Regions from separate parts of the Homo sapiens genome. Here region 2 is linked to region 1. A link is an interaction called in ENCODE POLR2A ChIA-PET data of the cell type or tissue named here. Cell type or tissue: GM12878. All regions are shown on one strand.

Region 1 (2,500 bases):
AATTTTGCAGTAGTTATATAGTTTGAGATTCGCCAGTCTTCTTCCCCGACCTATACTTTTTGATTGATACATTTGAAATTTTAAAATCCTGAGAAAATAAGTTTGTATAGCATTGAATGCAAGTATAGCTCTGCTTTTAGAGTCAGATTGTCCTGTGTTCAAATTCTGGCTCTGCCGCTTACATGTAAAATATGAAAAAGGAAAGAATTTATCAGATTGTTTTGGGGAGCTTTTTTGACAAATAAGAAAATGTAACATTTTGGATATTTCAAATTGTGTCTGCATAAAGCTTTCTTCAAGATACCTTTTTTTTTTTTTTTTTTTGGCTGGGCACAGTGGCTCACACCTGTCATCCCAGCACTTAGGTGGCAGAGGCAGGAGGATCACTTGACCCCAGGAATTCGAGACCAGCCTGGGCAACAAAGTGAGACCCCCATCTCTATTAAAATACCAAACAAAAACAAAAAACAAACAAAACCAAAAACCCTCTTTTGTTGTTAAAAGGATTGGTTTATCCTGTAGAATGCACTAAAAATAACCCCCTTCCTTATAAAAAATCTAGAATGTACTGCTTATTTTTAAGCATGCAATGCTATAATGTTTTGTGGGGGATGGGCTTGTTTTTTTTAGAGATGGAGTCTCACTTTGCCCAGGCTAGTTTCGAACTCCTGGGCTCAAGTGATCCTCCCACCATGTCTCCCAGTGTTGGGATTACGGATGTGAGTCACTGTGCCCTGCCTGTAATGGTATATTAATGCCTCATTTTCCTGATAACTTACGAAGTTAAATTTAGATAATTAAAGGGTTGTGTTTTTTTATTAGCATTTTGTTTAACATTTGGGTGGAAAATATCTCCAAATTTATTTCACGTATCTAGGCCTTATTATACAATTATTCAGCTTTTAACAATTTACCTTTTTGAAGTTTTATCCCTCCCCTTCTTTATGCTCAAGAAGTTCAGCCTTCTTATTGAGGGGCAGATCAACTAACTCCACCTTTGTTAATAAAGCCTTCACTGACCATTTTTTTCCTGTCTCTGCTGATTTGTCATGTACAGTTTTTTTGTGTTTGTAACATTTATCTGGAAATCATATATTGCCTTATTAGCTTTTGTTGCTTTAACAGTTGTTTCTCCACATCAGTTTCCTCAAGAATGAGAATGATACATTAAACTTGTAAGATATCTTAGTGGAGTAGAATGTTACCTTCCATATTGTAGACACCCAGTGAATATTTGATGATAGACTAAATTAGAACTGTGACTTCTTACCTTGTAAGGTCACCATCATAATTGTCCTCATCAGTTCTTACAGCAACATAATTGATGTCTCCTCCTCATTCATTTTATACCATGTTGCCAGATAAATTTCATCCCGGATCAGATCACTTGCCTCATAATCCTTAATGATTGTTATTATTATTATTATTATTTTTTGAAACAGAGTCTTCACTCTGTTGCCCAGGCTGGAGTGCAGTGGTGCCACCTCAGCTCACTGCAGCCTCCGCCTCCCGGGTCCGAGCAATTCTCCTGCCTCAGCCTCCCGAGTAGCTGGGATTACAGGCATGCGCCACCACACCCAGCTAATTTTTGTATTTTTAATAGAAATGGGGTTTCACCATATTGCTCAGGCTGGTGTGCAACTCCTAACCTCAGGTAATCCACTCACCTTGGCCTCCGTAAGAGCTGGGATTACAGGCGTGAGCCACCACGCCCGGCCCTTAATGATTCTTTATTAGGACTAACCACTGAAGATATCTGACTTAGCATTCAAAGTCATGATTTGGCTCTACATATACTTTTTCAGCTCTTCATAGCCTTGTGCTTTCTTTTATACAACCTGTATACTCCAGTCATACTGAGCAGTTTGCTGTATTCCATGTATGTCTTCTGCTTTCCTGTCTTTGCCCATTCTGTATCCATTGCCCAGAATGTTCTTCCTTAATCCTTCCCAGTCTCATTTCTAATATCCAGGGCCCAGTTCAAATGCCAAGAATCCACGAATTCTGATTTCTCCTACATACACTTTTCTTAATCTGAACTCCTTTATTCATGCACCATTCTTAAGACACTTTACCCTTTTAATTTTAATTATTTGTGACAGTGTCACATCTGCTCTTTTAGAATTCAAGTCTGGTTCATTTTCACATTGCTAGAACTACAATTTTCACAAAGCACGCACTTATACTTTAGTGAATGTAATGATCAGCATTTTGCTGTAAGAGTGTGCAATTGTATGGTTGTTAGTGTCTATTAAGCATTCCCAGAATCCTGTGCTTTAGTGTTTGGCCTATCACTTCTAATTTATAAAGTACGTTGAGCTTTGGGAAAGTTAATTTCATTATATATTTTTTGAATTTGTTTTTTTTTTTGTTTGTTTGTTTGAGACGAAGTCTCGCTGTGTCACCCAGGCTGGAGTGCAGTGGCGCGATCTCAGCTCACTGCAAGCTCCGCCTCCCGGGTTCACGCCATTCTCCTGCCTCAGCCTGTCCCGAGTAGCTG
Region 2 (2,500 bases), 310 kb after region 1:
CCAGATGTGGTGGCACACGCCTGTACTCCCAAGCTACTCGGGAGGCTGAGGCAGGAGGATGGCTTAAACCCTGGAGGTGGAGGTTACAGTAAGCTGAGATTGTGCCACTGCACTCCAGCCTGGGCAACAGAGCAAGACTCTGTCTCAAAACAAAACAAAACAAAAAGCACTTAAAAAGGCATTTTTTTTCCATGTGGAATGTCGGTTGCCTACTTTATGTATTCAATAGTAATAGATATTCACTCACTCATTCCACAGCCTGGTGCAGTGGAAGGATAAACTGTTTTCTTTTATAGTGCTTTGTTAGAGTTATTTATAGGGTTATTGTTTTATGGAAGTATAAACTTCGAAACCAGACAAGCTTGAGAGACTGGTCCTGTCCCTTACTAGCTGTTTAACCTTGAGCAAGTGACTTACCCACTCTGAGCAGTTTCCGCATCTGTAAAATGAAGATAAGAATGGTATCCTCTACAATGGCTGCTATGAGGATTAGATGAGCACATTGTAGAAGCTCCACAAATTTATGGCAAAGTGCTTTCTAATCTATAAAGAGCTACAAGAATGTGCATGATGACACGTGAGCAGGTAGTACAGAAAAAAATAAATATGAGACTAGCAAACTTGCAAACAAGTGACAATTATTTAAAAGTTAGGGCACAAAACAGCAGAAAAGCAAATAGATTTTCACAAAGTATTTTTTCTTATGTTAGGGGGAAATCTAGTTGTTAAGTGCTTGATACATCTGCAAGAGGAAAACATCATCTGTCCACAAGTATAACCATCAGCACTGCTCAGTAAATACTAATACATACGTTTTTATTTTATTTTATTTTATTTATTTTTTGAGACGGAGTCTCGCTCTGTTACCCAGGCTGGAGTGCAGTTGTGCGATCTCGGCCCACTGCAACTTTCGCCTCCCAGGTTCAAGCAATGCTCCTGCCTCAGCCTCCCAAGTAGCTGGAATTACAGGTGCCCGCCACCAAGCCCAGCTAATTTTTTGTATTTTTAGTAGAGACAGGGTTTCACCACATTAGCCAGGCTGGTCTTAAACTCCTGACCTCAGGTGATCGACCCACCTTAGCCTCCCAAAGTGCTGGGATTACAGGCAAGAGCCACTGTGCCTGGCCCCATACATTTAAACAAAATAAAATCCTTGGGTGTCCTGGGATAAATTGAAAGTGAGGATTAAGTTTATACAGAAGTTTATTTACTGATAACTAATTTCATAAACACCATAATAATGATAGTAGTGATAGCAACCATTTTTTGACTACCTATTTGTATCAGGCACTTTACATACATTAGTTCATTTAATCCCTACAACCTCATAAAACAGAAATGATCACTCCCTTTCTACTAATAAGGAAACAGAAGCCCCAAGAGGCAGTGTGACTTTCCCCAGGTCACACAGAGCAAAGGGAGCGGGATGGAAATACAAATCCAAAGTTTATTTCAAAAAAGTAAGTTATTTTGCTCCCCAAATTGTACCAACCTCATGAATATTTCTCCTCCTAACATTTGCCTCCACAATCCCAGTTACAGTTCACCCTTCTGGTCAACAAGGACTTCCTCATTTTTACCCAGAAACACTCTGTCAGCATCATGTTCCTGCATCTCCCTGTCATTTCCTGGCTCTGTAGTGGGATCCAATTCATTTCCCTCTTCTTCAATTCCCCAAATGCCATCTTCCTTTTCTTCATCCGTTTCCTTTTACTTCTTGGCCTCTTCTGCCTGCTTTCTTTTTTCAATTTCTTCATAAAGTTCTCTCCATTGCTTCTCTTAGGTCCTGTTTAGAATGTAGAATTTCAAAATAATTTACAGATAGTATAAACAAAGTTAACCAACTTTAGAAATATCTGGCATCTTCCAACAGTCATTTATTTATTTATTTATTTATTTATTTACTTATTTATTTTTTGAGACAGGGTCTTACTCTGTCATCCAAGCTGGAGTGCAATGGTGTCATCTTGGCTCAATGCAACCTCCGCCTCCTGGGCTCAAGGGGTCCTCCCACCTCAGCCTCCTGAGTAGCTGGGACTACAGGCACATGCCACTACACCTGGCTAATTTTTTTTTTTGTATTTTTCATAGGGATGGGGGTTCACTATGTTGCTTAGGCTGGTCTTGAACTCCTAAGCTCAGGAGATCCACCTACCTCAGCCTTCCAGAGTGCTGGGATTACAGGTGTGAGACACCGTGTCCAGCCTTCCAACAGTCTTCAGATTTCCGGGATAGTGTTTATTTACATACAAAGTTTCAGCATGTGTAGGGTGAATAGAAATGTGTGTGTGTGTGTGTGTGTGTGTGTGTGTGTTTAGTTTGTTCGTAAATAAAATTGGTTCCAATTTAGCAAATATTTGTTGAATGCCTACTGCCTTGCTAACCACAGTGCTATAATAGGCAATCTACACACGTTATGTATATTCCTCACAGCAAATTATGAGGTTTGTTACTTGTTCTACTTTCTAGATGAGCGATCTGAGGTTCAGACTTCCTTATA

The links. Peaks named below come from ENCODE experiments on the same cell type or tissue, not always from the same donor. Only the 100,000 strongest peaks of a DNase experiment are listed, where the experiment ranks them.
Region 2: POLR2A ChIA-PET joins it to region 1 with 6 read pairs; 1 of 35 experiments calls an interaction of 5 or more read pairs at or near these places.

Annotation. Positions count from the first base shown.
Region 1 is chr1:51,242,021-51,244,520 of GRCh38, forward strand. The region is part of intron 1 of RNF11 (ring finger protein 11); the gene reads left to right. Among named protein-coding and RNA genes, the nearest start is that of RNF11, 7.0 kb to the left of the region's middle. In GM12878, no CTCF peak of the experiment used is centred here; no DNase peak of the experiment used is centred here.
Region 2 is chr1:51,549,687-51,552,186 of GRCh38, forward strand. All of the region lies in intron 1 of EPS15-AS1 (EPS15 antisense RNA 1), which reads left to right. It also overlaps a transcript of OSBPL9 not described here. Among named protein-coding and RNA genes, the nearest start is that of EPS15, 32 kb to the left of the region's middle. In GM12878, no CTCF peak of the experiment used is centred here; no DNase peak of the experiment used is centred here; H3K27ac peaks cover 423 bases.